Linked DNA regions of Homo sapiens: regions 2, 3, 4 and 5 are each linked to region 1. Evidence: chromatin loops called from intact Hi-C (ENCODE). Cell type or tissue: A673. All regions are shown on one strand.

Region 1 (5,000 bases):
TTTTTTTGGAGACGGAGTCTTGCTCTGTTGCCCAGGCTGGAGTGCGGTGGCGTGATCTCGGCTCACTGCAAGCTGCGCCTCCGGGGTTCAAGCCGGTCTCCTGCCTCAGCCTCCTGAGTAGCTGGGACTACAGGCGCCCGCCACCATGCCCGGCTATTTTTTTGTATTTTTAGTAGAGACGGGGTTTCACCGTGTTAGCCAGGATGGTCTCGATCTCCCGACCTCGTGATCCACCCGCCTCGGCCTCCCACAGTACTGGGATTACAGCCATGAGCCACCGCACCTGGCCTGGAAATTCTTATAAATACAAATACAAATTGAAGGAAATACAGGAAAGGACATTAACAAACCACTCACAATCTTTCAAAATATATGTAAATATATATATATATATATATATATATATATATATATATATGTAAGTATCCATACTTCTTATGTAAAAATATAGTTTACATAAAAATAAATAGAAAATACAATCTCTGCTTTTGCCTACTCTCATCAGCACAAACACAATGAGAATATAGAGAGTTGAAAGGACATTTAACATAGCCAAATATGTAGGATAGCTCTTAGTTTTAAAAATTATTCCCTGATCACAGTCATATATTAGATCATGAAGAAAATCTCAGAAAACTCCAATAAATAGAAACTACTTCAGCCACATGTTCTTTCAAAAGGTAATAAAATTATGAATTAATTGAGCAAAAACCAAATAAAACATCCATTTGATTATTAATCAACATTCCTCTGAAAAATTTGCTCAGTTAGGAAATTCTAAAACAACTAGAGATTATTACTGAAAGTGGGAATACTTTTAAGTGCTTTAGGATGTATCCACATTGGCTTCTGAGGTTTATAAAGTGAAATGCTTACATTTAAATAATGAATTAAATTAATTAAACATCAAGTTAAGAAGTTGAAAAAAAAGTAGGATATGATAAATAAAAAAAAAACGAATAGTGGAGAAATAGGCAAGTTAAAGACAAATGTTATCAACTAGAAAAAGAAAAAACCACAGAATAACTAAATTAATCCAAAAAATATTTCTTTAGTAGATATAATCAAAATATAAAATATATAAAGCTTTTACAAGTTTAATTAAATCACCACACAACTAGGAATATTTATGACTAATGATAAAAACACAAGTATGGTTTTCAAATATAGAGAATATTACATCCTTACCAAAATCTTCTAAAAACAAAACATGATTTCAACAAAATAATAATCATAGTAAAATGAAAAGAGTGAAATAAATAACTTTTTAAAATTCTGAACACAGGTGATTTTATAGCAGATATTTTAGGTTTGTGTGGACATTCCAAGTCTGTGCAAAATCTTCCAGAATATAAGAAACATTTTGTTAAAAAAATTTTTTAAAAACATTTACAAACCTTTATATCAAAATCTGATAAAAATAAAAATGAAACTTTAACCTTATTTCGCTAATGCATATAGATGCAAATGTCTAATAAATAAAATACCAGCAAATCTGATCTTAGTTTCCTCAATGATTAATGATTACTTTAAGTATCTTTACTATCAGTTAGGTTTTGATATGCATTACAATCAAATGCATATCAAAATTATGTGCCAGGTCTCCAAAGAGAAAAATGGCCGAATTGAACCACAACTCTCCTTTTCTTCCTTGTGTCTTGTGTGTACTGCTTTGCAGGATGCATTTTTCTGACCTGAGATCATGATAGAAAATGTTATCAACTTTACTATCCAACCCATTAATTACATGTTTTTATTTTATCCATGTCTTCTTGCTTTTTTCTTTTATTCTTCTTAGAGAAGACCACTTTATTAAAGTATGCAATATGTTCTCATATCTTAATATGACAATTAGTCTTGTTTTGTTTTTGCTTTATTTTCTCCTTTCTCCATTGGCTTTCTTTTCTCATTTTTCCACTTTTTGTTAGTTTTGGTCGCTCACTTTTCATGTTGGTGGCTTTCCTCAAATATCGGGTAAGCTTTTACTATTCCATTACATTTAAAAGTGAAACACTTGAAGCTGATTGGAAGCTCTCTGTAAAGGCTTTGTTGATTGAAGCCATTTACTGTGGGATGAGCTGCAATGACTCTGTCTTTCCTTAGTGGTGTCTCCTAATTTCCTGCTGTGCAAATAAATACCAGATTGCTTCGTTTATTCCCAGAATGGGGAAAGGGACCTGAGTTCTGCTTTTCACTCAGGCTGGTTATAGTCCCAAGCCTGGCCCTGTCCTCTTCTATGCTTGTAGTTCATGTACTGAGTTTTCTTAGAAAATAAAACTTTAGTGTTGAGGGATGGATTGGTTGTAAGAAAGGGACCTGGGAGTGAGGAGTCAATATAATACAATACAGCCTCTTACACAACCTCCTGTTTTCAGGTTCCCATTTTAGCTATGTCTTTTTCAATAACTTATGTTCCCAGGAGCTGTGGAAACAATTCTATTTTGTGTCAGGCATGCCCCCTGCAGGTACTTTTTTATAAATCCGCTAAGTGAGGAACCATATTCTCTTTATGTTATTTTCTCTCTTGCTGTATTGGACTTTATAGATTTTTATGTATTTTGAATTCCTATTTTAGTGAGTTTTCATAAAAAGAGGAGATAAATGTCAGTGATCAATCAATGGTCCATGTCTAACCAGAAGCTTCAGAGTCAAATTAGTGAATTAGAATGATGTAATCCTTAAGAAAAGTTTTGATTGTGTAATTTTTGATTATACATAATAAAATTATCATAAATGAAATAAAATTATTTTATGCATTCTATCTCATATAATCATGAATTTATCTACTTTGTATTTATCAAAGACCCTATGTAGTCTAAACATGCTTTTCTTGCATGTGGCTCTAGAATTTAATCCCTATTATATTAAAATCTAGCAGAAACATTGGGAAAGAATTATAAGGTTTGAAATTACTCATGATTTTTTAATCATATTGCTGTTATGAGTTAATTTATTATTAATTTGTGTTTCTTCCTTTAAGTGAAATTTTAAAAATTGCAATTGATTGAATACTCAGTATAGCTGTATTCCATTTCATTAAAAACTTAAACTTACACATCATATCATACAATTTAATTTGAAGATACCTTTCAGCTATATATTCATGATAGGAAGATATTTCACAAGTGCATGCTGTAAAAATTGCTATGGTATTACTTTTTTTTTTGTCACAGAAGCCATATTATTGCTGAGAGCAAATAAGCTTAAACCTCAAAGGATTTACTTCGGAAGTTAAAAGGTCCACTAAGGAAGTGAAAACCCACAATGCTCTAATGGAATTTAAACATAGCAAAACCTCTTCTCCCTCACACTATCATTAACTGCTATGAGGCTTTTTTGATGAAGTTTAAAAAGCTTCTTCAATAAATTCCCATAAGCAAGCCAAAGTAAGGACAAAGTGGTAGCCTGAATTTTAGAGCTATATTTTCTTGTTTGATTTTATTTAATAGCGCTTTATTACTTTTAGCCAGTTTATTGTTTTCTGTCACCTGACCCTTGGAGTAAAAACAGTATTGTCGCATGACTTAATATTTAAAAGTCAATAAGGACACAAGAAAGGCACTGTGTGAGACTTTTCTAAAGACATGCTTGAAATTCACTGACAAATAATCTTTTCTCATTGCTATATGCAGGAGTGTCTTGCTAAACATGAAAAATGGGTTTTTAAGCTCACTTGGTGGGAGTAATTTCAGTTATAAAATGTAAGCCTCTCTTCATAGGAAATTCGTGTAAGATAGACCCAGATCCCTGAAATAAAATGGTAAAGCAACACATAAACATAAAAAGACCAAAGACAAGTTGCATTTTCTTAAAAAATTAAGAATCAAGACCAGCTATTTAATTTTTAATTACCTTTTTTTAGTCACTGTAAGTTTTGTAAGATAAAAAATTGAAACCTTTCAAAGTCATAATCTGTTTTCTAATTTTAAGACTCAAAATCCTCAACTTTAGGTTTCTGGTCCCAGGGCAACTAAAATATTTAAAAATTTTTTAAATGAGGTAAAATTTTGCGAAGAAACTGAAATAACCTTCAAACCCAGTTCCACTAGAAAGGAATACATAAACTGAGCTATACCATGACATAGCACTTTCTACAATTTCTTTCACACACAACTCCTTTCTTCCTAAGGCTTAGGGATAGTTTGAAGATTTAGATTTTCTTCTACCCAGTTTCCTTTACTTCTTCTGGGGTTTAATTTTCCTGCTAGTCCTTCTACTTTAGCTTCTTAATTCATTCAAAATAGTTCAGGTTATGCTGTAGTAACAACTCCAAATTTTCACTGGGTTACCTCAATAAAGATGTGCTTTTGCTCTGAATTTATGGTACCTCCACAGCAATATAAGCTTTCACACTAGCTGCAGCAAGGGAAGAGTCAGGCTGAATAATGGATCATTGCTTTCCATCAGAAATAAGATACCTCACTCCTCCTAACATTAGATTGACCAAAACAGTCACACTGTGTAATTCAAGGGGGAATGATCTGCCTGTAGTCCTTGCTACTTGGGAGGCTGAGGCAGGAGGATTGCTGGAGCCCAGAAATGCAGAAGGGCCAGACTTTGGTGAACAGGGGTAGAACCTATCAAGTTTTTTTTTTCTTTTTACTGGACTATTTTAAGTTCATTAATATAACTTAGAATCATAATTTTCTAATTTTGCTTCTATCATTAGAATCAACATTTTATGATTGGATAAAAAGCAGGAAGAAATGGATATGCAGGGTTTTACATCAAGGAAGAAATAGAAAACCTTTGACTCTGGTCATACCTCTGTTCCACATGCATTCATAAGCTCTTGGTAGTTCAGTAGACCCAGAATACTTTCTATGATTAAGAAACTCAAAAGGATAACTTTCAAATTATTTCAAGAAGAAATGAAAAATTGTATCAAATTATTTTCTGTGGTCTCATATCTATACTCACATATTTTGCTCTGTCTGCCTTACATTTTTCAATGTCAGAAAGATTATTCCAGGAATATTACAGATTTTTTATGTCTCCTA
Region 2 (5,000 bases), 450 kb after region 1:
ATAATTTTTGTTTTGTTAATGTAATGCAATTTTTGCATCATCTCTCAAACAAAAAAATTAGGTATAAAATATGTGAAAGAGGGATTTATATTTTCTATATTATATAATACTTGCTACTTATATCAGTCAATCAAAACTACTATTAAGCACCTACCATACTCGCCAAAGTGTGGTAGTTGCTAAAGTGAAAACTGGAATAATAATAATAACAACAAAAGAGTAATTACCTGTTATAGTAAGTATTGCAACAGACTAGCAATAATAGTTTTAAAAAGGAAGAAATGTATTAGAGTAATGCTATAGGAAAATGTCCATGTAGGAAATAAAGGTTGAACTGAACATAACAATATATCTTGGCAGGTGTATATAAAAGAGAATAATAACTCAGACAAAGGGAAAAACCAATAAAAATGAAAGAGTGAGATGACCTTTATTATAAGTTTTGAGTCAGTGAGAAGCTTCTCCTAAAAGGTTCCTTATCAGAAGTAGTGAAGAAATGTTGACTAGGAAACACAGAAAAAACATATAGAGTAAAAGCAAGAAGAGTGTAAACTTAATGTTGTGCTACCAAAAGACAGTATGGTAATAATAATTTATAAATGTGGCTCTTGACATTTCTTTCAAGTATTCCCACATCATTTATTTGCAAAGGGCAGACAAAACATTGTCATCATTCTTGTTTAACAGATGAGGAAATAGCCTCATTACAAGTAAAAGACTAGTAAGTGACATCCACGTCTTGTTGAGGTGGTCTGACTTCTGAGGCAGGGATCTGATAACTTTATGGGCTTCACAGAGCAGTAACAGTGTGAACGTGTCTGTTAAGGACAATGAGTTTTACTGAATAAACAGGATGGATTGGAGAGACACGAATTCGGAGTCAAAGGCAGATAGAACCAGTCATCGGCTTCAGTGTCCTATCTTGTGTAAAGTGGTGAGAACATATATGAAATAGTCTAAGGTGAAGTGTGTGATGAGCAAAGAAGTCTAAAGCATAAGGAGGATAATGATGAAACTAACACATATTAGAATTTTGGTTAGGAAGATAGAATTTTGTGGGGATTGAATTCATATTTAGATTTGGACATTTGAATAAAAGGTGATGGGAAAATGCCCAAATGGAAACAGAAATATATACCACGTGAAAAGATAAGCTTAAGACACAGCATGGAGGTAATTGTTGAAATAATGAAATGAAGGAACTCTGTGGAAGTGGCCTGGAGAACATGATGAGCAAAAGCTAGAAAGCAAAAGACAGAACAAAGCCTTAGAGAGCAGTCACATGGAGGTAACAAAACATTGAAGAGTGTGCAATGTGAGGAGCTTCCAGTCCCACAATGGCAGCATAAAAGCAAGCTGGCTTCACTCCTCCCCACAGAAAACCAAAACCAAATATACAACACTGAGATTATCACCAGCAGTATCCCAGAACTGAAATATGAGGATGAGACAGTTCCTGGAGCCACAGAGAAGTGAAGAAAAACTCCAAGCAGATGGTAAGAGAACTGAACTTCTATGCCAGTGATGCCCGGCCCCACAATCTGCCCTGCACCAAGCACACAGAAAAATTTCCCTCAACTCCCGGTTTCTACAATGGAAAAAGTGAGACCAAGGTGGACAACCAGTTTCCCATACCAGGAGACCTTTCATTGCCTCAACCCATGGGAAACATCACCAGTGCCTGAAGTGAGAAATACTCCAGAAGACAGTCAGAGACAAAAGGTGGTCTATAACTTGGGTAAAGGAAACATCCGATCAGAGTGGCTGTTCAATAGCACCACACTATAGGAGGTGCATTCCAAAGGTCCACTTGGCACAAACTCCTAGAAGCTTTTCCACACTACCAGGATATCCCCTTTGAGAACTCCCTCATTCAGGGCAGGGAGTGCTCTGATTGTGTACTAAATCTGAGGCAAACCTGGGCTTATGCCACCATCTAGTGCCAAATATGAGGTAATGACCTAGCAGGAAAGAAAGAAAGGAAATTCTAAAATTACAAAGAAACTCTAAACAAATATATCCAGGAAAAGTCAAAAATAACACAGAGAAGACAGGAATAGATAGCTAATACTTCAATGCAAAGGCATAGACATATACTTGCAAGAAGCAAAAGCAAACAGAGAATCATGACCTTTCCAAATGGGCAAAGCAAGAAACCAGTGATGGAGATTAATAAGATGGAGATATGTGAGCTCTCTAAGCAAAATGTAAACTTAGCAGTTTTTAGGAAACTCAGTGATCTTCCAGATAACACAGAAAACCAATTCAGAAATTTATCAGAGAAATTTAACAAAGAGACTGAAATAATTGAAAAATAAAATAGAAATCTTGGAACTGATAAATACATTTACTGAACTGAAAAAGAATTATTACAAGCTCTCAACAGCCAAATGGATAAAGGAGAGGAAAGAATTTGTGAGCTCAAAGGCAGCCTATTTAATTGAAAATACACAGAGCAGAAAGAAGAAAAAGAATGAAAAGCAACAAATATCAAATACAAAATATAGAAAAGTATCTCAGAAAACCAAGTCTAGGAATTGTTGGTGTTCAACAGGGAGGTGAGCAAGAAAAAGGCTAAGAGAGCTTATTTAAAGAAAAAATAACAAAAAACTTTCAAAACTGGAGAAAGATATAAATATCCAAGTACAGGAAGATCAGAGAACAACAAATAGATTCTACCTAAGTAAGACTACCCCAAGACATGTAATACTCAAACTCTCAAAGGTCAATGACAAGGAGAGGATTCTAATATTCTAATAGCAGCAAGATAAAAAGAAGCAAATAACATATTTTTTAAAATCCTTCCAGTTGATCTGGCAACAGACATCCCAGATGAAATTATACAGGCCAGGAGAGAGTGAGATGATGTTTTAAAAGTGTGGAAAAAAAAAAAAAGAAAAAGAAAGAAAAAAAAACCTGTCATCCAAGAATGCAAAATCCAGCAAAGCTATCCTTCAAATACAGAGAGATGGTCTTTCCCAGACAAATAAAAACTGAGAGAATGTATCACCACCCTTCTGATCTTATAAGAAATACTGAAGGGAGTTCTTAAATCTGAAAGAAGAAAACACTAATGTGCATGAAAACAAACAAACAAACAACAAAAAAAAAATTGAAGATATAAAACCCACTGGTAAAATTAAGTGCACAGACAACCCCAGAATAGTCTAATTCTGTAATTGTGATAAAAATCTGCTCATAATGAAGCCCAGAATACAAATCTATAAAAAACAATAATATGCACAGTTACTTGTCAAGAGATAGGCAATATAAAAATATCTAAGTTAAGACAACACAAAAGCCAAATGTGAAAGGAATTAAGTTAATTTGCAGAGGATTTTTAAAATTTCATTTGTTTACATTATTCTCTTTGCCATCTAAGATGTTATCATCTCTTTAAAATAACTTCATGTGTCTGTAAGATTTTTTTGTAAGCCTCATGGTAATCATAAAGCAAAAACCTATAATAGATCATACACAATAAAACACAATGAATTGAAACATACTTCCAGAGAAAATCATTTAATCCCAAAGAAGGCAACAAAAAGGAGAAAAGGAAGAGAGGAGTTACAAACCAACCTGTAAAAAAAAAAAATCAACAAAATGCCTATAGTAATTCCTTATTTAATCGGTAATAATGCTGAATGTAAATGGACTAAATTCTCTAATTAAAAGACATAGAGTGGCTGAATGGATAAAGAAACAAGACCCTACTATATGCTGTCTACGAGAAGTGAACGTTACCTATAAAGACACACATAGACTGGAAATGAGAGTATGGAAAAAGTTATTCTATACAAATGGAGACCAAAAAAGGGAAGAAGTAGCTATACTTACATCAGATAAAATAGACTACAAGTCAAAGACTGTAAAACCAGACAAAGAAGATCACTATATACTGATAAAGGTGTCAGTTCAGCTAAAGGATATAACAATTATAAATATCTATGCATTCAACATCAGAGCACTCAAGTATATAAAGTAAACATTAATAAATCTAAAGAGAGAGATAGACTGTAATGCAATAATAGTAGGAGACGTTAACACCCCACTCTCAGTAATGGACAGATCATTCAGACAGAAAATCAAAAAGGAAACATTGGAGTTTCTTTTCATCAGCACATGGAACATTCTCCTGGGTAAGCTACAGTTTAGGCTGCAAAAAATATCTCAACAAATTAAAAAAAAGTAGAAATAATATTAAATATCTTTTGTGACCACAACAAAATAAAACTAGAAATCAATAACAAGAGGGTTTGAGCCTTGGAAACTACACAAAACAAACACATGGAAACTAAATAACATGCCCTTGAGCAAGCAATGGGTCAATGAATAAATTAAGAAGGAAATTTAGGAATATCTTGAAACAAATGACAATGGAAATACAACATATCAAAATCTATGGGATACAGCAAAAGCAGTACTGAGCGAATTTTATAGGAATAACCAAAAGTAGAAAGACTTTAAATAGACAACCTAACAATGCACCTCAAGGAACTATAAAAGTGAGAAAAAATCAAGCCCCCAAAAATAGAAGGAAAGAAATAATAAAGATCAAAGCAGAAATAAATAAAACTAAGACTAAAAAAAATAGAAGATCAAAAAAAAATTTTAAACTGGGTTTTTAAAAATATATTTTCAGCTAAACTAAGAAAAAGAGAGAAAAGCCAAATAAATACAATCAGAAACAAAAAAGAAGACATATCAACTGAGACCACAGAATAAAAAGAATCATTACGGACTAATATGAACCACCAGATGCCAACTAATTAGAAAACCTAGAAAAAATGCATAAATTTCTGGACACATGCAACCTACCAAGATTGAAAGATGAAAAATTAGAAAACCTAAACAAACTGAAAACAAGTAATGAAATAGAAGCCATAATAAAAAGTCTCCCATCAAAGAAAGCCCAGGATCTGAGGAATAAACTGGTAGAGTCTACCAAACACTTAAAGAAGAACTAATGCCAATTCTACTTACATGCTTCCAAAAAAAAT
Region 3 (5,000 bases), 550 kb before region 1:
GGAATTTGACCTAATCTTGCTTTTCAATCGCATGACCTACTATTATCTAGAATGACTCAAATAGCAGCAAAGACAATCTACACAGTATCAAATCCACTTCATTTCCTTTCTTTCTGAACTCCAAAAATCTTCCCAAGTAGAACTCCCTACAAACTCACTTATTCATGTCCTGAATTTGGATATAGGGTTTCCCACTCTCAAACTTAATATTTTATCCTTTTTGGTTTCTTACTCAGATAGAAAACAACTGTTGTGACTTCAACAATATCTCAATACAGTTCAGGCATCTACCTTGTGCATTCTAATCATCCCTTCCTCTCCTCACTCTCCTTGTAAAGCTCAGTTACAAGTTCCACGTTTTAAACACCTTCCCTTACTAACATCTGTTATGCCTTGAATTCAGTAGTTTATAAATCATTTGCATAAGGATCATATGTAAAATTGCAGAACTGAATGAAAATAGAAAAATAGATTTGAGATAGGCAGGCTATCTTGTTTTCTCTTTTAATGTGGTTTGGAGAAAAAGAACAAAAGCCTCTACTTAAGCTGTGGCTGACCTAACTTCCAGCCAATCACCAACAAAAGACTCAAGAAGCCACTAACCACAAGTTCCTCCTTTCAGGGGGCTGCGGACTTCCTCAGGGACCCTTTTATGTGCAGTTAGATTCATATTTCAAATTATAATTAGGCCTTCCTCATTTTAATGCTAAAAATTATGCCACAAGATGAAGATTTAAAACGCTAATGATACACGCAATGTATGTAGAAGCAAACTGAGCCACTGCGTAAATGCTAGAAAAAGCCTTCCTATACATGCCCTGACATCATCCGTCCCCATAGGAGAGCCCCGTAAAATTGAATCCCGCACAGCTTTCAGGAAGCAGCCCCAATTGTTCCCTTTTTTTTGTGCTGGCTCCCTTGTGCACAAGTTAAATAAACTTTCTTCTCGTTGCTACGTCTCGCAATCTCTCTTATTTATATCCTGGAAGATTACAAGAACCTAGGGCACTGGCAAAAAGTTGAAACTATCTTGAGTTACCTCCTGCAGTTATCTCAATCAACATGGCTTACAAGTAGAGCTAGATGCTCTAATAGTTAATATGCAAAATTTTATACCTGAATCTGTCCAGGTTTAAAAAACTCTGAACAAGTTTGTGAAAATTTTGATTTGTACATTTTATAGAATACACAGCATACACAAATGCAGTCTCTGAAAACAGGTAAATCAAGAAAAAAGATAGATAAGTTCATAAAAGTAATTAATAGGTTATGATCACTCCACTCCTCTGTCTTTCCACCATGGTCCCAGAGAAGTTTTTTTTTTTTTTTTTTTTTCCTCACAAAAAAATGGTATTCTTCTTCAGGGAAAACATGTTTGCAAACTATTGACTGAACTTTATTGCACTGCTTTATTATTAAGCCTGTTGTTGTTTTAATACTAAGGGAGAGAGTTGGTCTCATAACATTACTCAACTTGAAAGGAAGTGCTAATCACAGCAACCAACTAGTACAGCTTCACAGAAGGCTTAAAATTTTAGTAAGTGCTTTTACTCAACAACAATGTACACCAGAGAAAAGAAAGTCCTTAGTGGTCCTTCTATGCAAAACCCATATCTGAAGTAGGAACTTATTTTAGAGTTACTCAGAAGAGATTTGAGCTTAATAAATATTGTCACAACTGATTTATTCTACTTAGCTAATTCATGTCACTAAATTATTGATATAGAAAAGTCTTACTAATGAGTAAAAACATTATCTCTGAATTATTGTGTATTTTAACCCCAAATGTTATCACTATCTCAAAATATAACTGAAATATAAGTTTCAGTTTCCTTGTACTATTTCAGTTTCCTATTTATTAATGAGCTGCAGGACATTTTTAAATTTGAGAATGCTTAGCTTGCGATAATATGAAAAATATGACATATAATATGCAAATCCAGACAAACATGCACAAAATGTGCTCGATAATTTCATTCAAAAGAAACTAGAGATAAAATATAATAGCTTATTTCTCAAAAGAACAATTAGAGAATAAATACAGATTAAAATCCACACACTAACATCCCAGGGACTAAAACTATAGATGGCAGTGTAGTTCTGCCAAGAGCGTGGGTGTTTACATTACGTTGAAATTCATTTCCTGTTGATGGATTTAAGAAAATTATTATATCAGTTAATAAAACTTCTGTTAAATAGGGTCAAAAAAGAATGATTTATGCATAATACTCAGCATACCCAGAGTATTATTTAGAATCTCTTTTCACATCAATGAATTCAAAGAAATTTTATGTGTCATTATTAATTTATTTACCATTGTGCTTCTCATCAATTTATCCTGGTTAACATAATGCCCTAAAGGGAAATATAATAGGATATATATTTCATGCAGTTAGGAATACCATATAGTGTAAAAACTATGTTTAAAATATAACAGAGTACACTGGGTATGATGGTGCGTGAGTGTAATCCCAGCTCTTGGGAAGGCTGAAGCAGTAGGCTCCCTGGAGCCCAATATTTCAAGACCAGCCTGGGACAGAGTGAGACCCCATCTCTAAAATATTATATATATAAAAATTGTATATATACATAATTATAATTAAGTAGGAAACATTAAATTAGATATATCTTTATTTTTAAATAGTATCTTTATTTTATAAATATATAAATAATACACATACATATAAATACATATGTACACACACATACATAAAGACACATAAACTCATTTAAAAATATAGGTGATATGTCTAATTTAATAATAATTTAAAAATATCTTAAATATTTTAAGACTTCTGAGGAATAATTATTATAAAAGAGTGAATTTTACCTCCAAATATCTAAAGTAGAAAGTTCTTTACGTTAAAGAAAAGTATTGAAGTTTTTGTTTTGCTTCATCTCTCTCTTTCTGTCATTATTGTCCTAATATACAGAAACCAATGTGAAAGTAAAATAAAATAACAAATTTGTTACTCAATATGATTGATTTTGTTTTATGAATAGCCTGAAGTAAACACTATTATGAAGAAATTGGCCTTGGACGTTATAATTTCAATGAAGTAAACATTCCTGATTTACATTCTCTTAATATGAAAACGACAATCCATAGGAAAAAAATAAGATATATCTTCAGCCTTGTAAGCTTTGTTTTTAAAGTGACAGTGTACCAAGATTTTCTGTCACTAAATAATTCAGACACTTTTGTGTGTCTGAATTGAGAAACCTATTTCTTGGCTTAATATTCATATTTACATTATTAACCAATGCTTAGCCCTGAAAAAAAAAACAGATAGGCATTTCCAAATAATCTAGTTGAAAGCTTTATCTCATTGGTACTCTCAGTCCACTCAAAAGTATAACATAAAATGTAAAATTACAGAGTTGTAAGAATCAGAAGCAAGTACTCACCTGGACTACCCTAAGATTTTCATTTCTCTATGTCCATCCAAAAGAGCATAGCTCTTAAAAAATAATGCAACTGCAAAATATGATTTAAAATATCTCCAAATATGCCCAGTTGCCTTTGACAAAGCTTTAAAAATTGTTTTGTACATAGAATATCAGAGCAACACATGCTGAAAGACATGGTTCTTCATGCATCACATAAAACAAAAACTTTAAACTCTATCTGAGATCAATTTACTTGAGGATAGTACAAATCATTAGAAGCATAGATGGTCGAGAATGAATTCCAAAGATTCCAATAGATATAATCATATCAGCTGTGGAAAACTGAAGTAAAAGTTGAACCGATAAGCCTGAATATTGTTCTATGAGTTTTGAAAATGCAAGTGATATGGAGGATAAACTGGAAAAGATGAAAATGATGGCCAGGGGCTCATTTTGTCATAAGGATAGTTTTGGCAATCTTGATTGCCAAAATAAGAAAATAGGAAGTGAGTAGATAGGGTGGTTTACACAGGAGTGTGTGGCAGAATAATTGAATGGGCTAAAGACAAGCAGAAAGGAAAACGTAAAAATGACAGTTAATATATAACTCTTCATACTTATAGGGTTCTTATAATATTTTGATACATGCATACAATGTTAATAATCAAAACAGGGTAATTAGAATATCCATTGCCTCAAACATTTATTATTTCTTTGTGTTCTCATTCTAAATCTTCTAGCTATCTTTAAAATCTACTATAATTGCTGTTAACTATTGTCACCCTACTGTGCTATGGAACACTAGAATTTATTCTTTCCATCTAACTGTATATTTTTTACACACTAACCCACCTCTCTCTATCTTCCCCTTTCTCATATCCTTTTCAACATCTGGTAACTATCATTCTACTCTCCGACGCCTTGAAAGAAACTTTTTAAGCTCCCTCATATGAGTTAGTACATGTAATATTTGTTTTTCTGTGCCTGAATTATTTCACTTAACATAATGTCCTCCAGGCTCATCCATGTTGATGCAAAGAACAGAATTTTGTTTTTTTATAGCTAAATAATATTGCAGTGTGTATATATACAACATTTTTGTACCTATCTGTTGAAGGATACTTACGTTGATTCCATATTTTGGCTACTATGAATAGTGCTGCAACGAACATAAGAATGCAGATATTTCTTTGACAAAGTTATTTTATTTCTTTTGCATTTATTCCCAACAGTAGAATTTCTGGATCATATGACATTTTAATTTAAGTTTGTTGAGGAGTACTCCAAACTATTTTCCAAAAAGACTTAAATGTAAGTCCTTAAACTATGAAACTACTGGAAGAAAACTTTGAGGAAACACTTCAAGACATTGGTCTGCACAAACATTCTTTGTGGTAAGACCTCAAAAGCCCAAGCCACAAAAGCAAACATAGACAAATAGGATTAGATTAAACCAAAAACCTTCTGCACAGTGAAGGAAACAATAAAGAGAGTAAAAAGCAACCTACAGAATGGGAGAAAATATTTGCAGATTACATATCTAACAAGGTACTAATAACCAGAATATATAAAAAACTCAACACAAAAGAATAATCTAAAACCATGGGCAA
Region 4 (5,000 bases), 620 kb before region 1:
ATGTTTAATTTCCATGTAATTGCATGGTTTTGAATGATTTTCTTAGTCTTGACCTCTATTTTTACTGTGCTGTGGTCTGAGTGTGTTTGGCATGATTTAGGTTCTTTTGCATTTGCTGAGAAATGTATTATGTTCAATTATGTGGTCGATTTGAAAGTATGTGTCATGTTGCGATGAGAAGAACATATATTTTGTTAGTTTTGGGTTGAGAGTTCTGGAGAGGTCTATCAGATCCATTTGGTTCAATGTTGAGTTCAGGTCCAGAATATCTTTGTTAATTTTCAGTCTCAATGATCTATCTAATACTGTCTGTCAGTGGAGTGTTGAAGTCTCCCACCATTATTGTATGGAAGTCTATGTCTCTTTGTGGGTCTGTAAGAACTTTTTTAATCAATCTGGGTGCTTTCGTGCTGAGTACATATATATTTAGGATAGTTAGTTCTTCCTGTTGAATTTATTCCCTTACCATTATGCATCTCCCTTCCTTTGTCTTTTTTTTTTTTAATCTCTGTTGATTTGAAATCTGTTTTGTCTGAAATTAGGATGGCAGCCTCTGCTTTTTTTCTGTTTTCATTTGCTTGGTGGATTTTTCTCCGTCCCTTTAGTTTTAGCCTATAGGTGTCATTATGTGTGAAATGGGTCTCTGGAAGACAGCTTACCATTGGGTCTTGCATTTTATCCAGGCTGCCACTGTGTGCCTTTTAAGTGGTACATTTAGCCCATATACATTCAAGGTTAGTATTGATATGTGTGGATTTGATCCTGTCATTGTGTTGTTAGCTGGTTATTTTGCTGGCTTCTTTGTGTGGTTGCTTTATTGTGTCATTGGTCTGTGTATTTAACTGTGTTTCTTTACCATCTATTAGCAGTCTGTCCTCTCCATATTTAGTGCACCTTTCAAAATCTCTTCTAAGTCAGGTCTGGTGGTAACAAACTCCCTCAACATTTGCTTATCTGAAAAGGATCTTATTTCTCCTTTGCTTAGGAAGCTTAGTTTGACTGGATATAAAATTTTTTGTTGAAGATTTTTTCTTTTAAGAATGTTGAATGCAGAACCCTGATCTCTTCTCGCTTCTAGCTTGTGAGGTTTCAGCAGAGAGATCTGCTGTTAACCTGATGCGGCTCCCCTTGTAGGTGACCTGACCTTTCTCTCTAGCTACCTTTAACATTCTTTCTTTCATTTAACCTTGGAACATCTGACAAATATGTGTCTTGTGGATGAACTTCTTATGTAGAATCTTGCAAAAGTTCTCTACATTTTCCAAAGTTGACTGTTGGCATCTCTAGAAAGGTTGGGAAATCTTTCATGGACGACATCCTAAAATATGTTTTCCAAGTTGTGTGCTTTCTACCCTCCCCGACCCTTTCAGGGATGCCAGTTATTTGTTTATTTGGCCTCTTTTCATAGTCCCATACTTTTAATAAATTTCGTTCATTTATTTTCATTCTTTTTTCTTTGTTTTTGTCTGACTGTCATATTTCAGAGAGCCAGTCTTCAAGTTCTGGTATTCTTTCCTCAGCTTGGTTTATTTTGCTGTTAATACTTGTTTTTGAATTGTGAAATTCTTGTGTTATTCAACTCTGTCAGATATGCTAGGTTCTTTTTTATACCAGCTGTTTCATCCTTTAACTCCTGTATTATTGCATTGTGATTCTTAGTTTCCTTGGATTACGTTTTGCCATTATCTTGAATCTTGATCATCTTTGCTCCAATTCATAGTTTGAATTCTATTTCTGTCACTTCAGACAGCTCAGCTTGGCTCAGAACTCTTGTTGGAGAACTGGCATGGTCATTTGGAGGACATATGACACTATGGCCATTTGAGTTACCAAAGTTTTGTGTTGGTTCTTTCTCATCTCTTCATGTGAGTGTTCCTTTAACTGCAGTTTAGACTGAGTACAGACAATATACTTCTTTTCTGAATGTTTTCACAGGGCCAAGGTTTTGTGCAGGGTCTTTATTTGAAGCTGAATTCTTGTCTTTGGTTTCAGAAGGGGGTATATTAATGAGATATTTTTGGTGTTGAGAAGCTTTGGGGTCTGATCCACTAGGTGGCGCTTAGGCACATTAGTCAGTTGGTAGACTCTTGCTTGGCTGTGGAGCTCTCTTATGTTTTCTAACAGTTGCAGCCAGGTTCTCGCTCAATGCTCTGAAAGTGTGAGCCGCCCTCCCCGTTGAGTTCTGGCTGTATATCGCAGCTTGGCACTCCTTGGCTGCCCATTGCAGCTCTGGGGCAATCTCAGTGTTTATGTTTCCTTCTCAACTTGGAGGCAGCAGAGGCAGGGACCTTAGTAGTGGTTGTGGGCAATGGTCTCTTGCTTGTTTCTTGGGGGCTCTACCTCAGAGAAATGCAAGTCAGCAATTTCTCAGTGCAGTCCAGAAGAGAAGGTCTGTGTGGGCCCAAGCCAGGAGTTCCATGTGTAGTGATGATCAGGATGGTGGGCAGGGGGAGGGGTAGGACCCATTAGAGACAGACTGGCCTTCTCTCCTTGGGTCCACTGCAGCTAGTTGGGGGTATGGATAAAGCACTTAGAGTCTTTGCTGCTTTGTTACTCCGAGGGTAGCAAATGCAGTCCCACTGCAATTGCAGTGGCAGAGAAGCTTTTAGTTGCCTCTAGGGGCTCTGTCCTGGGAGCTGCAGAGCTGCTACTGGCTCAATAGCTCTGACAAGGAATGACTGGAGGCCCAGGCCTGGAGGACCTGCCCAGTGAGAATATGTAGGAACAGGAACCCACATAACAGTCTGACCAATTTTCCACAGGGCTGCTGTGGTATGCTGGGGGCCTGCTCCAGTCCCTAATCACTTCAGATTTTCAAGTACCTAGAGATATCAACAGTGAAGACTTTGAAATAGTAAAAATGGCAGCCTGCCCCTCCTTTTGGGAGCTCCATCCCAGCAAGGTATGAACCTGTTGCCAGACTAAACACACCTGTCGAAGGTGGTTGAAGACCCCACCCAGTTAGGTCAGGTTAGGTGATCCCACCCAGTGAGGAGAAACAGGATCAGGGACCTGCTTTAAAAAGCACTGTAGCTGTGTTCTCATAGAGCAGTTGTGCTGTGCTGAGGGTTCACTTCAGCCCCTGGTCACCTTGGACACTCCAATGCCCAAAGGCCAGAATGGCTAAGTCCCCCAAACAGCAAAGATAGCAGCCTGCCCCTTTCTCTGGGACTTCCATCCCAGGGTGGTTTGAAACCTCTGTTGGCTAGAGACCACCGGTGAGGGTAGCTGGAGACTCTACTTGGGAGGTTTCACCCAGGAGGAGAAATAAGATTGGGAACATGCTTTAAAAAGCAGTCTGGTGACTTTTTCATACAGCAGCTGTGCTAGGATAGGGCCCACTCTAGCCCCAGGTCAGCTTAGACTCTCCAACGTTTGAAGGCTGAGACAGCTAAGTCAGCCAAACAGCAAATACAGTGGCTTACCCCCTCCCCCAGGGAACTCCATCTCAGGGAGGTGCAATGATGCTACTCGGGGCTGGCTGAATTTCAAACCAGTGGGTTTTATCTTGTGAGGTGCCATGGAATCAGGGCCTGCAGACTGTCGCTGCTCAGTCCCCTGGTTTTAGCCCTTTTCGTAGGGTTATGTATGGAGGTCTAACTTCCCACTTTGCCAGATTTTGCAGGTACTTTTGCTGGAAATCCCCAAAAAACTGAGTGTCTGAGGCTGCCCAGTCTCTGTGTATGTGTGTGTGCCTGAGCAGCTGCTCTGCTGAGACTGCAGGTAGCTGTGTGTGTCAGACTGAAAGCCCTGGTGGAATGGGTTCACAAGGGGATCTCCTGATCCTAGGGTTGCAAGGATCCATGGGAGAAGCATGGATTCCTGAAGTTGCACATTCACTCACTGCTTCTCTGGGTGGGGGAGGTTCCCCTGGTTCCATGCTGCTCCCAAGTGGGTCGTTATCCTGATTTTCTTCATTCTCCATGGGTTGAATTGCTTCCTTGATTAGTCCCAATGACTACTATATTGGGACTAATTTCCATTGAAGGTGCTATATTGACTCGCTGTTGAAGGTTCTATATTGACTCGCTCCTTTCGTTCCTCTCTATGAGAGCCACTAGCAGCTTCTCGTTGGTCATCTTGGGGACCTTCCATTGATTTTTATTAATATCTGCAATATATTGAGACTTGCATTCTAATACCAAGCCTAGACTTTAGTAGCACTTTAATAGTGCATGAACTTCAGGAAATTTCTATCTGTTCCCAAAGTTGAAAAATGGAATTTAACAACATTGCCCATTGTAGTGTAGAGACCTCACATGCATGCATGCACACACAAACATGCACACATACACACACACACACACATACATATTTAACCATTTTTTTTTCATTTTTTGGACAATGTTGTTAAACTGAGACATATTTACATTTTGGGGAGTTTATTTCAGTATTCAGTGATTCATAAATTGGGCAACATCAGACTGCAAGTGGTTTAGCACTTTGCTGGGGAAGAAGGTGGCAAGAGACAGACTTTTATAAGGTTTTCATGGAAGCAAGATAAATAAAACATGTTTGCTTAGCGTAGAAAATATCTAGTTAGGGTTTAATTGGAAGCTTGTGAGTGATAAAGTCTCTAGTTTTATTTTACTCTTTAGGCCATCTCAGCCTTAATAACCGAATATACATGTATTTTTAACAATGGTAAAACATGCTTTTGAATTATAAATTTTTAAAATTGGCTTAAAATGTATGTACTCATGTCCAATCATGATGGAGTTACATGTATTGGACTAAGTCTTCCAAAGAAAACAACTATAAAATTTGCATAACATGCATTAATACAAAACCATTATTTAAAGGCATTAAGAAAAAAGTACCATAGGTAGGACTTGAATGGAACCATAGCAGCAAATAACAGAAGATGAAAAATTTTAGTAGAGACCTAAAATCCTATGAAAGAGGTTAAGTAGGAGTTCTAAAAAAAAATCAATGTAATATAACTAAGATTAAGAATTTAAAAACTGGGTGTAGTAGTGAATTAGATACATCAGAATAGA
Region 5 (5,000 bases), 300 kb before region 1:
GAGGAATAAAAGAAATTGTCATTGTTCTACAAAACACTGTTCAATGTGAAGCACTGTCCAAAGCCCCGTTTACCTAAACATTTCACGGACAAGTGTGGGATTTCTTGAATTTAAATCTGATTCTGAGCCCCCAATACCTAGTGTAAAGGAATTCAAAAAATAAGCCTTTATTAAAATATCTTCCCTTCAGGTAGAAGGCTAACAACAAAGACATGGCTTCTGTTTTTTTCTATAGCGAACTTATGGTTGCTACTTTTGGTACTCCCAAATGACCATGGTCTGCATAAGCACTGAAAGATAAACAGCTCTACTCTTCTGTATCAGCATTCAGCAGGAGTATTTTTACTTTCTCTAGATTCTCATTAGTGGCATTTCAATCTCTTCCTCCTCTTCCAACATGCAAGCATGCCTGTGTGCAAGTGTATACACACACACACACACACAAATTTTACTAACCTACCACAGGTACTGCAACTGAACAGGTCCCTGCCAATCAGGAAACCCATCCGCACTCTCAAATCTCATCTCTCTGCATCTTGGGGAACTTCATTAAACTCAAAGCATCAGTACTTCTCAATACATCTTTTCCTCCTCTATACTTTGATGAATTATTGTCAATGAGCCAATGGCTTTTACTATATACAAGCTTGGTTGAGGATAATCTTCAGGGGTGCCATTAACTTCTTTGAGACTCTGAAACATAAAGTCCATTAATATACCTTAAGACAAATGAGGCCCAAACAATACAAAAAAAGTTTGTTCATTCTACTTATGTGTTTTTCCTGAGATTCTCCTCCAGCCACCAGAACAAAGAAATTAATACAATACAGTGTCCCATTACGTTCATATTTCCCTAGCTAGCAGAAGTATATGCTCAAAGAATATCAGGAGCTGATCAGATTGAAAGGGTTATTGACTCCAATCCTCTCATTTCATAGATGAAGAAACAAAGCCTCAAAATAGTTAAAGGACTTCTCAAGGTCACACAATAAGTTAATTCCAGAAATCTCTTGGTGAAATGCTTTTTTAAAATGTCCATTCATTTATGTTTGTAGCATATTGTTACATAAATTATTCAAAAGAGTTGGATAGTGTTTTATATAATTAAGTAATTAAGAGAAGTTAAGTCAGGGTAAAGTCTAATAATATAATAAGGTGTTTCCTTACTTAAATAGCTTATTTTTGAAAAAAACTGTGTGATTGTGATATGTCAAATTCATTTTCAGGTAGTATGTCAAAATTCATTTTCAGGGTATGTTGAGTTCATGAAAACTAAATTTCAAAGTAATTCACAAAAATTTACTTTTTTTACTTGCTTTAAAGTGGAATAGAACATAGTCTACATTTAAGTTCTGTTCAATCGGTATCAACCAAATTAACATTTCAGCAACTTTCAAATCACCCCTGGCAACTCTGGCAAAACGTGGTTTATTAGGTCAGGAACATATGCATGTATATAGTTGAGAGGTTTCACTCATATACGTGTGTGTATGTATTTATACACTTTGCTTCTTCTGAAGGAAAAAAGGGAGACTTTAAATAATTTTGAAATATAATCTCAGTGAACTTAGAGCTTGATTGACAGGTTAATAAATATTTCAATATTTAATGGATTACTGAAAAAATAGGTCATCATGATTATATAGAATTTTCTTACCTCACCTTTACTTCTAGAAACTGTTTTTCTATTTTTATCAGCACAATGTGTGGTAAATACAATAGCACAATATTAAACTTTGCAATAAATAAAATACTAATGAAACAAAATAACCTGAGTATGAAGTAGTTTGTAAAAACTAAAGTCATGAATCAAATGCAATTGGTTCAAATAACAATTAAAGGTATTGAGTCCTGTATTTAGTTGCTCAGGAAAAAAAAAAACTGTTAACGTTCCTGCCAATATCTAGTTAATAAAATTAATAGATTAATAAAGTTTGTTTAATGTTACTACCATTTCCTATTGGTTTCTTCTTTTTTCTTTTTTCTATTTACAGTTATTACATACGAAAAATTATACTGGTTTTTGAATAATTGTCTTTGTATGGTTCAAATCAGTTTCAAATCTTCCTTCTCTATACTGACTTCAGTGCAAGTAAATTACCTTAAAGTAGAAATGTCTTTTCTTAGACATAAAACCATCTAATTTAACTTATTTAACCATTAGACATTTTTATAATTTAAAATACTTTATGCAATAATTTATGCCAGAAGGTGGCACCAAAAGACTCAACTTTAAAATCCCTTTATTAATAAGTGCATTCCTTTATTCTATTTCTAAAGGCAGAAAAATAGCATTGGAAGAGTCGATTAAAATGATAAAGACAATACGTACATTTTGAGGTTGTATGGGGCACTGACCAGGAATACTTATTTTTGAGTTCAGATATAACACAGCAGTAATAATTCTAACAGTTTATGCTCATTTTACAAATTTATATGCATTTCTGAGCTTCTTAAAAATGGAAGCTTACAGATTATCAAGTGGATGTTTCTCATAACAAGAGAAAACAGCATATATTCTCTCCCAGTAAAGTATGTTTCTGATATGTGTTTTACATTTCCATCATGAAACTTAGGCCATTTTAGTTAGTTTTCTAACTTTAAAGATAGATCCAATGTCAGATTAAGGGCAAAAAATTTCCAAGCTTCATTAGTATTATCAATAATATATCATTCCTTTTCATTTGCTTTTATCTTGAGCAGTAGGTAAATTCAATAATGGGAGCTCAAGCTCCGGTATCAAAATGTGTGATTTTGAGTTCTTGTTCTGCCATATTCGTAGCTGTGTAACATTGGGAAATTTAAATAAATCTCTTACCACCTCTTACTCTCTGTGTCTCTTTCTCTGTTTAAATTTAATTTGTTAAGCTTACTTTGTGATAAGGTGGTAAAGTTGCATTAGAATTTAAATAAGATATACACATAAATTGCTTAAACAGTTCCTGGCAATTAGTAAACATTCAAACATATTTTGCATTAATAATGTTATTTTTTAAAAAGTTTTCTCTTTTGATAGTTACCTCTAAAGATTCCTTAGTCTTAAATTTCCAAATAATAAAACTCCTTGGAGTTTGGTTTAGTTGGGAATCATAAAAGGAAACATTTATCTGATGAATCATTCAGTACAAAAAATATACCAATTTTTAACTTTTTTATAAAACTGCCAGAAATATCAAGTAGTAAATATTTTACCCTATTGGTACAAAGAATGTTTTGAAAATATGTGTATCTGAGCACTTCTTTATAAAACAGAAAAGGGAAAAAATATATTGAATAAATACAATTTAGGCAATGAAAGTGCATATGAGATTTAAAAAACAAAACTATTCTGCTAAATCAGGCAAAAAAGAGCAAATTTAGTAAAAGAAGTCATACTTAATAATGAGTTAACATGCCACATGAGTAACGCTGTTACTAAATTTTATCCACACACATGTATATGACATACATATTTATATTTTGGGGTGGTAACTGATGTGTGTCTGCTATAAAACCATAGCACATTTATCTTTGGGGCACAAATACAAAAAATTGAAACTGAAAAACCAGGTGAATATGCTATAATAAGATACAAAATCTACTTCATTTCTAAATAAAATTATAGCTATTCTATGCAATGAAAATAATGTGTGCCCAATTAGTTACTTAGTCACTGTTTGCAAAACGAAGGCCTACAGAAGTAGCCAAAATGAAAACAGTCTAATTTTCTCATTGTTTTATCTCAGAAAGAATTATTTTATTTTGCCTCAATAAAAATGGATGTTAATAAAGGAGTAGATAAATGACAGGAACTACATACATTCTAACTACAAAGAACCTGAGAACAATTTCTACAGCAAAAACATAGTGATTTCTAACCTAAGGAAACTATCACCTCCTCAATCTTTCTCTCTGTTCTAGAAAATTCTAAATTCAACACATCTTTATTACTATAACATAGAAAACCAAAGGTTATAGTTGATTATTATATTACTTATAAGCCAAGTTTATAGTGTCTTCATTTTTATCCATAACACAATAGAATCTGAATTAGGCTAATCTCAAGAGGTATTTAGATTCATTTCAGATAAATATTTAAATTGGTTTTGGAAGCTTCTTGAAACTGTCACATTATTCTTCCACATTATAAATTACAGGAGGTTTGCACATGTGCACATGTAAATGTTTAGAATACACTTTCCTATACGCCTCTCAAATATTTTAAAATATTTTAATATCCTTTATAGTTTCATAAAAATCTTACTAACCTCTGCCTTTAACATTATTTTTTTACTATAAAGTAAAAATTTTCAAGCTTATTTCTTAACATCTACATTTCAGTTGGTCGTGGATGTACCTCAGTTTTAAGAAAGCAGAAAAGGCGTTGAAGATTTTTGATGAAAGGTAAACTTCTTTTCAAAGCAAGATTCACCTTACTTTTCTAAACTTGCAATGTTTGTTGGTGGTGGTAGATTCCTGGGTGCTAGCTGGATGTTTGCCATATTTTTGTTTTGTTCTGAATTTAATGCAAACAAAATGCTAACATATTACGTTAAAAATTCCAGTTTATGGAGTATTTCCTAGATACAGAGACATGTAATAAATTTTAAATCATTGAACTGATGTCAACCTTCACAACGGTTGCATTAATATAAATGTTTGATCCCATTTATCAGATAAAAACACCTGAAACTGAGAGAATGTAAACAATCTAAAGTCATAAAGATGATAAGAAGAAGTAGACAAAGAATTTATGAGCGGAATTGAGTGATATCAAATAATATATTCATAAAGCACACTACTAAAATATCTTGATCTGTTAGATATTGCTCTATTCTCTTTTCAAATATAAATTCCTGTTTATGGGTCTGATTCATGAACAAGATATTAGAATACCAGTTCTCAATACTGTTCTAAATTTAATAAGGGAGTTCAAATAATCAAAGATACTTCCTATTCATACCATAGACAAAACTAAAGGGAAGAGTAAAAACAAAAGTGCATTAAGTTATTTAGTTGAA

What was found. Peaks named below come from ENCODE experiments on the same cell type or tissue, not always from the same donor. Only the 100,000 strongest peaks of a DNase experiment are listed, where the experiment ranks them.
Region 2: a loop joins it to region 1, with 2.4 times the contacts of the local background. A loop is called at or near these places in 5 of 110 quality-filtered maps.
Region 3: a loop joins it to region 1, with 2.0 times the contacts of the local background. A loop is called at or near these places in 8 of 110 quality-filtered maps.
Region 4: a loop joins it to region 1, with 8 times the contacts of the local background. A loop is called at or near these places in 10 of 110 quality-filtered maps.
Region 5: it touches region 1 in a loop (5-fold over the local background); 19 of 110 quality-filtered maps call a loop at or near these places.

What each region holds. Positions count from the first base shown.
Region 1 is chr4:115,232,052-115,237,051 of GRCh38, reverse strand. No RefSeq gene overlaps it. Among named protein-coding and RNA genes, the nearest start is that of NDST4, 120 kb to the right of the region's middle. In A673, a CTCF peak has its summit at 2,461 (motif pointing left); DNase peaks (open chromatin) are centred at 2,141 and 2,421; H3K27ac peaks cover 2,545 bases.
Region 2 is chr4:114,777,321-114,782,320 of GRCh38, reverse strand. No RefSeq gene overlaps it. Among named protein-coding and RNA genes, the nearest start is that of MIR577, 120 kb to the right of the region's middle. In A673, a CTCF peak has its summit at 1,941 (motif pointing left); a DNase peak (open chromatin) is centred at 1,890.
Region 3 is chr4:115,777,567-115,782,566 of GRCh38, reverse strand. No RefSeq gene overlaps it. Among named protein-coding and RNA genes, the nearest start is that of MIR1973, 520 kb to the left of the region's middle. In A673, a CTCF peak has its summit at 2,082; DNase peaks (open chromatin) are centred at 876 and 2,116; H3K27ac peaks cover 2,062 bases.
Region 4 is chr4:115,849,730-115,854,729 of GRCh38, reverse strand. No RefSeq gene overlaps it. Among named protein-coding and RNA genes, the nearest start is that of MIR1973, 450 kb to the left of the region's middle. In A673, a CTCF peak has its summit at 2,038 (motif pointing right); a DNase peak (open chromatin) is centred at 2,079.
Region 5 is chr4:115,534,817-115,539,816 of GRCh38, reverse strand. No RefSeq gene overlaps it. Among named protein-coding and RNA genes, the nearest start is that of NDST4, 420 kb to the right of the region's middle. In A673, a CTCF peak has its summit at 2,196 (motif pointing right); a DNase peak (open chromatin) is centred at 2,216.